2 separate regions of the Homo sapiens genome follow, and region 2 is linked to region 1. A link is a contact called in ENCODE Hi-C or POLR2A ChIA-PET data. All regions are on one chromosome and are shown on one strand. The core of a region is the stretch at or near the end of the contact, and the rest is flanking DNA. Distances in the headings are between cores, read along the strand shown. Region 1 overlaps PANX1 (pannexin 1). Region 2 holds the start of IZUMO1R (IZUMO1 receptor, JUNO).

Region 1 (5,440 bases), core at 1,352-3,851:
AGGTCTCTGAGACAGACTGGGTAGGATTTAGGTTATCTGTGCTGACAGAGTGTAGTGTAGCCCCATGACTCCCACTTAAGAGTGTGGGCAGGACCTGTGACTTGATTCTAGCCAAGATAATATGGCAAAGGTGGAGGGTTTTAGCAGATGTGATTAAGGTCCCAAATCAGTTGATTCTGAGTTAGGCAAAATGAATTCTGCCAACAACCTGAGGCAGCTTTGAAGCAGCTCTTTCCCCAGTTGACCTTCCAGATGAGAATACAACCTTCCACAACTAGGCTGTAGCACTGTGAATCCCTGAGCACAGGACCTAGCTGAGCTGTGTCCAGATTCCTGACCCAGGAAACTGCAAGATGATATATGTGTATTGCTTTAAGCTGCTAAGTTTGCATTAATTTGTTATGGAGCAATAGAAAACTAATACAACATCCAAGGGTCCTGGGGTTGCCACCCTGGGAATAGCTGGTGAGCAAGATAGTCAAAGCTAGCACTTAGAGAGAATTTACTATATTTGTGATATGCCAGGAATGGCACTAAAATTTCACATGGCTCTGATTACCCACAATAGTAAGCTGTACTAACCATTGTACAAAGGAGTCCTCCTCTTGAGAGAGGTGAGCAGGAGAACCCATGTTTAGTAGCACATGGTTGCTGATCTTTTTTTCCCAAGCCCAGGCAAACAATCCTCAATCAGAAAGCAAGTGATTTGTGCTTTAGAAATTCCAGAATCTGTGGGCCCTTAATCAAGGACTCTCTTTCTTTAGTCACTGCCAGCTGGATTTTAGCAAGCAGCATGAAGCCTATGGAATTTTATGTTTCCAGCAGACAGCAATGAGCCTCAAGACATTTTGGAATGCATCTCCCATTACATCTTCCATGAAATGACTCTCCCTAAAGGGAAGGCAAGAAATATTAAGACATTTTTCATTACTTACTCAGTTTTATTTAGGTGGACACAACAGTGAAGAACTCAAACATGGTTTGACCTTTATCTACAGACACAGCAGCCTGGATTTTCAGCCTTTCATTCCTTTTAAATGAAAGTCAGCAGGCTCAAAATGCAGAGCTTGGCTAAGTCACTTCTGTGGAAATATGAAATATAGTAGTGATAACCACCAAGGGCTTTCAAATTCTTGTGTTCTTCTAAGGATCCTTTCCTAACACCATGATTTGTTCTCATCTTTGTGGAAATGAAACCAAGATGGTCTTAATTTGTAAAGTCCTTTTTCCTCTGTTGGCAGTCTTCTTACAAAGGATGCAGCAAAAAGAACACATTTTTCTTTCAAAGTTTTGAAGAAATATAGTCATTAAAAAGAATTTAAATTATGCCTAAAGCACCACTTTACAGAATACCATTAAATTGTAATTACGTGCTTTTAAAAAGCCAACTTGTTAAAGAGGAGCTGATGGTTTCAGTTTTTGTAGGGAACACTTGTAACACTGCAGAATTCTACAAGGGCTTTCTCCTCTGGTGGGCAGGGAAAAAACCACTCAAGTCATGAGAAACTTTTATAGCTTTCAGGAACTTGAAGAACAACTGCTGATTAAATTTCATGCTTTAGTGACGAAGTATTTTTACAGCTAAAAAAGGAACCCAGAAACATAATACATTTCATTTAAAGCAGGCAGAAAAACCAACCACAAATTAATATCTATTGTATTCCACATGGCACTATATAATCGTTGTCAATCGTTTTAAATGGTTTCACTTTATTTGTGAAAAATAAAGCCAAAATGCCAACAACTTCCAAGAAGGAACCATTTCATCATCTCCATCCCCTCAGATAAAACCTCAATTACTGGTAATTGTACATTTCCATCAATATCCCTTTTAAAGAGGTTTATTCTGAGGAATTACTGAGACCAGGAGCTTTAAAAGCTTCAATTTCCCTAATCACTGAGAGGCAATCTTGAACTTCTATTGAACTTGGAAAGCGGTCAAGACTCACTCCATAATAAGAAGTTAAGGACTGTCACTACTTAAGGTGGAAACCTATTCATTTGCAGAAATAGTCCTCTTTCTACCAAGAGGCTAATGAGCCTCCCCTCCCCTTCCCCTCTCTAAAATAAAATCAGTTTGCCTTCTAAAATCAAATAACAGTTGCCAACAAATTAGGATTTATCCTAAGAGTTTGTCCATTCATTTCAACAAACATTTGAAGAATGCCTCATCTGGGCCAGTCTCTGTTTTAAGCACTTGCGATATAGCAGTGCATAAAAATTCTCACCCTTACAAACCTTTGATTGACCCAGGACTGACAGTAAGCAAAACAAACCAAACACGAGCACATTTTAAAAAGGTGTCTAAAAACCTGCCTGATAGCTGAGCTAATTCTCATAGGCACAAACTGCCCTGACCTGAGCTCACTCTTGGACAAGCAGTTCCCACAAATGAAACTAAACATGCAAACCAGACCCACTGTACAGGTGGAAGTTTCCAGCTTTCTCACAGTACAAGTTTAAGGTAGGACGCAGCATTTTATAGTGTTACGTCCTTCCTCCCCACATTCCTGTGAGGCGGAACAAGAACAATTACTTGACCCTGGAGGAAGACGACGCCTTGTGGTCAGGGAGAGAACAGCAGTTCATGCTGGCTGCCTCGTCTTTCCAGGCCTGCTGCTGCCCAGGCTTCTACTGACCTTGTTAGGTCTGATTCTAGAAAATGAAGGCAGGTACTCAAAAGGTACAGTTCACCCAGAAGAATGTAAATGTGACTGAGCTAAGCAAACGTACAGCTGAGTCTTAGTGTTGGGGGAAGTAGCTTTCATGAAGGCAAAGGGAGCCCCATTCTCGGCCGTATGGCTTGCTCTTCAGCCGTTGGAGTGCAGCTTTTTCAGAGGCGTGGACTAAAATGACCTCCTAAGGTGCACTGAAAATGTTGGCTGTAGATCTGAGGAGAGGGTCCATAGCTATAAAAATATTTGCAAGGGGATTGTAACCCCTCGAAGTTTAAGAACCTCTATGTTGGAAGTCTCTGCCTATCCCTTTGTAAAAGTGAAGATGTGTTGGAACGCTGCTTTCACAGTACTCTATGTCCCTCCCAGTTGCAACAATGTTGTTTCCAGCCTGGTTCAGCAGCTTGCTGGTGGTTTACTAGGCAGACATGAGCCAGAAACAAAATCAGCAACCCTGGAGTGGTCATTTAGGATCAGTTTTGTCTCCTTTTACAAAGCAATGAGTGCTTTATAAAAGCATTTCTCCTCAGGAAACTGGCTCCTCAAAAGTCGTTCTCCAAGCCAGCAGCTCACAGTAGATGGATGAGTTTACCTGTCCTAATAATACTTTTTATTATAATACTTTTATTACTGATACTTTATTATAATACTTTTATTACTGATACTGATACCTAGTAATACTTTTATTAGATGAAATGTATCCCCAGGCCTCCACATCAGCCTTCTGGGGCCCTGACAGTTGTTTACCAGTAGCTCCACAACCTCCACAGGCTTGTTCTCTCATCCCTGTGAGGGAAGGTTCAAAAGGCAACTGGATTCCTTACTATTCAAAATCACTGTGACTATTTCACACAAACTTCAACCTAGAGGATTTGCAGCTAAAGAACCTTAAGGTGGTCATCTGCCTCTGGGAAAAATGATTACTATATTCTCAAAACCAGCAGTTACAGGAACTATAGGAGAGAAAACAAAAACAATGTGCCCTCTCCCAAGAACACAGAGCATTTGCTAGGAGTTTTCTGGCATAGCCTTTACTGTGGCTACGCTTTCTCCTCTTAGGCACCAGCCCATGTTTCTGCTGCCTTTTACTGGACTCTGAAGTCCTCAAGGATGGGACCTGCCTATGCATATCTGCACATCCAACTTGGTACTGGTGCCTGGGACATCACAGACCCTACTGGAGTTCAGAGAGTGGGAATGGCTTGGAGACTTCCTGGTGTCCTAAAATATCAATTTTTACCGTTTCAAAATAGAAATTAAGGATAGTCTACAGAAGATGAAGCTTTTTGTAAAAAAAAAATCATATCCTAGAAAATGTATCTCGTAAATCTTTTTAAATTTTCAAAAGAAACCAGTGTAGAAACTTGTGATGGAACATCTCAGATACGGCAATATAATAATTTTGCAAATTCCATTATTTAGGTTACTGCCATTTCTAAGTCACAGAATAATTCAACAGTAATAAATATCATGTAACAGAATAATTTAACGCACTGATTGCTACTTTGATATTTATCATCAGCTTTCCATTTCAGAAAACATCACAGAAGTACAAATAAAATCTGCTTTTCTGAATATTCCAAAAGGCAGACAGCAGCTTATATAATTTCCGTTCTTCAGAAAACAGTAATTAGATTATGTAAACAACTGTCCGTAAGAGCTAAAAGTAAACTTGGAGGTTCCTGAGGATTACTGAACTTATGCAACATGCTAACTTTCTAAGACTAAAACTGGGAAGTTCCACAGATGTTAAAGATTTTTGTGTGTGTGTGTAAAATGTGAACATAGGATCTATTTACATAGTTGGAATTGGGAACAGTTTTTAACATGTTCTGAATCAGCTTTAAATGTTTATGAAATAAGCTTACATTTGTCTTATCCAACCATTTATAATCTTTATTCTATAATTCTCCACCAGTGCTAGAATTTTCTTCCCAAATGGCCTCAATTCGGACACTGAATAAACGATAATGAATTTTTTAAAGCTGTGCTTAAATATAAACAAAATAAACCGCTAAGTTTTTCTGGCTCCAAGCACGCCATATGAAGCATGCCAATGTCACTTATGTGCCCTGATCACATTCAGGCAAAGTGTTCTTCACTTTAAATACTCCTGTGTTCCATTATTGTTTAAGTAAAATCCTATTTCAAATGCCTTTGATAACAGAGAAACCGCCTGTAGACAAACTCTTTGAAAGTGACTGAATTAATGTCTTCTGTGATGTCAGATTTCCCCACTGGGCTCTTTTGGAAGCATTCTTCCTGAATTGAAGTCACTGTGAATATCCTTTAGATTTCATCTTGTTAACTCAGTTTTCAGTCAGAGCAGCACTTGGGCCTGCTGCCCTTCAAGGCACAGTGCAACAAATAGTGGTTACGGGATTTCCATCAGCCAAGGTTGACAACTAACAATGTAAAGAGAGCTCGAGTGTGGGCCAAGGCATCGGACCTTACACCTAACTTAGGACATAGGTCGACCTATGGATTATTAGCCAGTGAATGCTTTTCTTGTCTAACAGTCTTTAAGGGCACATAAGAAACTCACGTTAAATTATACCCTGACATATTATTATTCCATGAAAACAAAACAAATCTTCCAAAGTGCTTGTTTTCCAGTAGCTCTGGGTCTTGTCTCACCACGGGTACAGAAAGGTATTGCTCCGAGGCTCTGACAGGGCTACTGCTCTTGACTAATTGTTCTTGTCTTTCTGCTTTTCATTTGATGAGGACTTACACATAGTTACTTGCTGCAGTTTACTATCTCT
Region 2 (5,440 bases), core at 1,343-3,842, 120 kb before region 1:
GGGCCACCTGGGTGCAGTCATAGCCAGAGATTAGAACATTAATAGCAGAGATGTGAAGACTACTAATAGCTACAGTGGTATTTGTACCAGGTACCATATGTACATCATCTTCCATAAAGCCTCTAAGTGTTATTTTACAAATAATACCAATGAGGCTAAGAGATTTAATAGTTTGTCCTGGGCTATACAGCTGGTAGGGACAGAACATGAGACTGAAGCTCAGGTCTGTCAACTCCACCAAGCCTCCTGTGGTGATAGCCCCTCATCCCACTGTTGTCAGAACAGTCTCCCCCATGTGATTCTCCAGCAGGGGCCTCTGGCTCTGCTCTTGTCCATAGGGAAATAACACCTCCTGTTCCTACTAGCATCCTGGCGGCATCAGCATAAGATCGGGTGAAAGCTCTGGCTGTTAATATAATAACAGGGCATGGCACAGATCTGCTTCCTACCTCCCACCCCAGGCTTCCCACTGGCTGGATCCAGGGCCCCAGGTTTGGGGAGCACTCATAGAAGCAGATAGCCTGGATGAAGTGCTTCCGACAGCCAGGCATCAGCAGTCCACAGTGAAACAGGCTGAAGTTGTAGAGTGGGGATACATCCAGATGGGCTTCCCAGCTTGTCGTGAGGGTGCAGCAGGCATTGTCCTTCCAGGGGATGCACTGAAGGCAGAGGAAGAAACAAAAGGCCCAGGCAAAAGGGGCAAGGATCGGCAAGTGTCTAGGGAAGAAAGGTGGTGAAATGAAAATGTCCCTTAGGAGGCCTGAGCAAGTGGGATGCCTTTAGCTAGTAAGCCCCTACATAAGAGGAACCCTGATAATCTCTCAATATTTACCCAAAGGGCAGAGGCACCTGCACAATGACCCCCTGCCACAGGCTGCTACAGTCCTCTAGAAACACAACTTCTGGGCTCTCAGCTCCTGAGAGGCAGCAGAAGCCTTTTAGGGCAAAGCAGGTAGAAGAGCCCCAGAGAGACCCAGGGGAATCTGGGGTTGCATTGGGTGGGAGGGTCTCATAGGCCAAATGCCAGCTGTGTTCTTCCTCCCATATCCCTGGAAATTGCCTTTAGGAGCTTGGGGAGGGGTCACATAAGTCATATGTTGCCCCAGGACCTGTTGGCAGGAAGGCTTGTTTTCATCTGTGCCGAGTCAACAATGGATCTCTGGGATCACCAGCGGTCCCTGCTTTCCCAGTGGCTAGAGCAGCTCAGAAATGGGAACTTTGAATCGCTTGGCTCTTATGGTCTCAAAAAGGCATAGTCTCTTTCCATCTAGTTGCCTTTGCTTAACTCCTAACCCCAGGAACCAAATGATCAGGGTTGATGAGGTTCGGAGACCATCTTGGCATTTGTGTCCCTTCCCTGATCTTCCCCATCCCATACCCAGGTCTGGCCTCTGTACCTCCTCATAGAGCTTGTCTTCTGGGCTGGGCACTCTCTTGTGGTGTTTGGCATTCATGCAGATGTTGAGCAGCTCGTCCCCAGCCCAGGTGGGCATGACTGTCCACAGCTCTAGCAGGAGCGGCCACCAGCATGCCATGGCCTGCTACAGAGAGACCCATGCTGCACACTTGATGGAAATGACACCCCACTCCACCCCCTTCATCATAGCAGGCACTGGGAAAGGGGGATGGGCTTCAATCTCCCTCAAATAATTGCAACACTCTGGCTGCTCCTAGGACCTTCTTTTGGAGGCAGCATCACAGAATGTCAGGGCAGGTAGAATAATCCTTGGAGGCCTGACACAGTGCTGGAGGCCTTGCTGGCCCTGCAGAGCCAGGGGCATGCCGAGGCATGAGTCAGATAGGAGGAGCCTTCTACATCCAAAGCCTGATCCCCATCACAGGAATGAGGAGGAGGGCCCTTCCTATTTCCAACTCTGTTCTGGGTAGTAGTGGTAATGAGAGGTAGTGGAAAGAGAGACAAAACAAAGCAAAAGGCAGAGGGGCCCCAGGCCTCAAGCACCCAACCTCTTAGGACACAGGGCCCCTCACCTTCATAGCCCAGGAGCCCATGGCTCCCCCAGTCCCCCAAGTCTGGCAGGAGCCTGACCTGGACCCATCATGGTGAAACTGGAAACTTCTAGCCTACCCTGGTCTAAGAGCCTCAAACATCCTGGGGAAGAAGAGCCCAGCCCCCCTCTTCAGAGCCCAACCTCAAGTCCAAATCTAAGGCTGTTCTCTCTCCAGACAACCAGTTTCAAGCTCAGCCATGGCCTTGAATATTTTTAAAGAATCAGATCTGTTAGGTAAAAGGAGGAAAGATGCTGCCCCTTCCAGCACTCTCTTCATACTCACTTTCAAGGCAGGAGCCTTCAGGTGCTCCTGCTCCCTCCTCCCCCTGAGACTATGAGGCTGAGGGGAGTTCCATGTCCCGCCCATTTATTACCCAGTCTGATTTCTACTAGGTCCAGGTGCAGGAGGAGAACTCCACGTGGCTCTCATTAAACAGCATCTGTCTCACCCAGCTCTGCAGGCCTGTGGGTTCCGAGGAAGTTTGCTTCCTCAGAGAAACAGACCCCATCGTAGGCAAGATCCGGGGCTCTACAATAAGTTACCGGGTTCGGCTGTCAGCTCTGCTACTTACTAGCTGGCTGCCCTGGAGAAAATGACTCAAATTCTCTGTCAGTTTCTCTCTCTGTAAAGGAAGTTTTTATTATGGGATTGGAAAAATAAAGAGAAAGTTCATGAACAAAAACCTTGGCATTGTGCCTGGGATAGAGGAAGTCTTAATGGTTTTAAATTTTATTCTTTTATCCTCTCTCCACACGCCCCTCCTATGTTCTGTTCCGTAGCTCTACCTGCCCCTTCACTGTTAGCCAAGCATCAGCTCAGTCACCTGGTGGCTTTTCTGACAGTGTCCTCGCACAGCCCACAGGAACTATGGTCCCTGCTGGAGCACAGACCGAGGACACAGGATGCAGAGATGAAGTGTGGCCTTGGGGACCCAAGAATTTAAACATACAAACAAAGCCAAAGCAAACAAAACAAAGAAAGTCCCTCCATAACCCGCCAAGCAGCCTCCCTTAGCATACAGGAATCGTTGTCCTGTGAAATATTCTACAAGTGTTCTCAGCAGTGATCATATTTGCAAGACTATCCTTTTCAGCTAAGGAGAGATTGGAAACTTGGATAGGATTCTTGGGAGAGTCCCAAAGATGATAAAAATGCTGGAAAAGGAGCATATTTCTTTGTTTTTATAATATGTCCTCTCTTTCTCTCTCTGAAAGAGAAGTAGCTGAAATCACTGAAGTTTTATTGATACAAAGGAAATGAAAACAAAACACTAAAAGCGTTTTTTTAATGGAATAAAATACATTCTGTGGTGTTCAGCTACAACTGATGTGTAAAGCATATACTAATGTTGGAAAATGACATTCTCCACACCTGGGTAATCACAGCCACTGAATGCTGAGCACAAACAAGGAGCCAGGCACTGGCCTGGTACTGTCTACAGGATCTGAGGTCTCAAAAAGACCTCCAATATGAACACCCTCCTTGTTTTAGCTGTGGGGAACTGAGGCTCAGCGGTGAGTAGCAGAGCTGGGATATAATTTCAGGTATTCTCGACTCCCTATCTAATGCTTAAGGACCAGGTGAGGGAGAAACCTCCGGGACTAAAAGAGTAGATACTGCCTGGGTGCCTGGGTCTCAAGTGAGGTCTGCTTTTTTTTTTTTTTTAACGTTAAATGCCATAATGAGGTTGTGCATGTATTGGGAGGCGTGTGTTGGCTTTATTCTAGAACAGTGACAGTTATTAACCCAGTCTCCCATGTCCCCACGTTAAGCAGAGCCTGGAGTCTCCTCCTTAGGGTCAGATACCAAATGGTAATAGCATCTCTATAGCCTGACAGAGGGAGAAGCAGGCTGTCATGTTCTGTTCAGTTCCTCATGAATATTCAGGAAGCTCCAAGCATTGATAAGGTAAGAGATTTGGGGTTTAAGGTTCAGTTTAAAATGGCTGTGGAGGTGCCAGAGCCGAGAATCCAGACATGAATCACAAGAGTAATTATTGAAATGGAAATAGGTCCTCTGACAACTGTCCTTCATAGGGTGTGAAGAAGGACGAAGGGCGGCTTGCTTGATAACAGTCTCCAGGACAAAGCTGTAGGAAATGAGCTAAAATTGCAGCCAGCGCATATGCAGGTGGAGGGAGGGAGGGAGGGAGGGAGGAAGGAATTACCCAGTGAGTGAGGCTGCCTTTCAGAGAACCATCAGGCCGGCCAGCATCTGCTCTCGGGAGATGCAGCTTGAGACCCTTGAGCAAAGCTCATTTTTGCCTTATTGTGACTGAGCCTTCCATAGCAATCTGTTTTCTGACTGAAAGCAGATAAGTCAAAGCTGACTGTAGATGAAGCAATTTGAAGTGGCTGATTCAAGACAATTTTTATTCTAAAACACACACACACACAACAAAACCAACACTTGCGTTTCCAAAAGAAGAGGTACAGCAGCCTTCAGCGGGCTCTGAGGGAGGACAAGGAGGGCAGGGCAGTAGGTGAAGCAACCCAGCCTTGGCTCTGGTTTGGGGCCACTGGAGATGCTGGGCAGTGATGACTTCCTTCCCCTCTCCCATCCTGAGGTCACTCCCCCACTGAATTTGAGAACAGACTACGAAAGTGAAGAGCTAGAGCCAGGAGTCTCCTGGTGAGAATCTGATGTCAGAGGCCAGCCGAAGGGGACTTCAGTGATTCAGAGTTCTTACTGGGTCTCATGAATTCTTCTCACCCCAAACCTGATTGACCATCCTCATGTAAACTCTTAATTGGTTTCTGTCTAGGGAGGTAAATAGGGATATTAATTTATTCTTCACTCTATGTCTATCCAATCGCCGAAGCTGTTGATTTAACTTTCTAAATATCTCTTGAATTCACATCCCTTACTTACTGTCTGGACCATGATCGGCTCTTGCCTCAGTTACTGCAACAACCTCCTAACTAGCTCTCCCACCCTTTTCCAGAGCTTTAATCAAGTAGCAGCCATAATGATCTAATTTCTCAGAATTTTTTTAAATTTGTATAAATTTAAGGGTATAAGTGCAGTTTGGTTACATGGATATATTGCACAGTGGTGAAGTCTGTGCTTTGTACATTGTACTCATTATGTAATTTCTTATACCTCACCCCCTCCCGCCCTTCTGAGTCTCCAACATCTATTATTCCATGCTCTATGTCCATGTGTACACATTATTTAGCTTCCACTTTTAAGTGAGAAAATGCAGTATTTGACTTTTTGTTTGAGTTGTTTTACTTAAGATAGTGGCTTCAGTTCCATCCATGTTACTGCAAAAGATACGATTTCATTCTTTTATATGGATGAATAGTGTATCATTGTATATATTTTACCACATTTACTTTATCCATTCATCTGTTAATGAACACTTAGGTTGATTCCAAATCTTTACTATTGTGAATAGTGCTGTAATAAACATAAGAATGCAGGTATA

Evidence for each region. A loop is a pair of places that touch in the nucleus more often than their neighbours do. ChIA-PET counts read pairs that join two places held with the same protein, here RNA polymerase II (POLR2A). Pooled maps may share reads with other maps.
Region 2: a map with no recorded cell type shows a loop between it and region 1 (2.0-fold over the local background). The contact joins the promoter of IZUMO1R here to the enhancer-like site in region 1. A Hi-C loop is called at or near these places in 1 of 168 maps with a recorded cell type or tissue (Caco-2), 1 of 37 single-sample maps with no recorded cell type and 2 of 50 pooled maps. POLR2A ChIA-PET finds 5 or more read pairs at or near these places in 2 of 52 experiments (HEK293 and naive thymus-derived CD4-positive, alpha-beta T cell).

Annotation. Positions count from the first base shown.
Region 1 is chr11:94,181,077-94,186,516 of GRCh38, reverse strand. It overlaps PANX1 (pannexin 1), which reads right to left. Exons shown (of 5, transcript NM_015368.4): 5 at 4,549-5,440. Among named protein-coding and RNA genes, the nearest start is that of PANX1, 55 kb to the right of the region's middle. Within about 2 kb of position 2,601, at least 6 of the 41 ENCODE cell types and tissues checked have a DNase peak (open chromatin) inside an H3K27ac peak, as active enhancers do.
Region 2 is chr11:94,301,732-94,307,171 of GRCh38, reverse strand. It overlaps IZUMO1R (IZUMO1 receptor, JUNO), which reads right to left and starts at 2,592. Exons shown (of 5, transcript NM_001199206.4): 1 at 2,293-2,592; 2 at 1,398-1,541; 3 at 450-659; 4 at 1-7. The coding sequence starts at 1,535.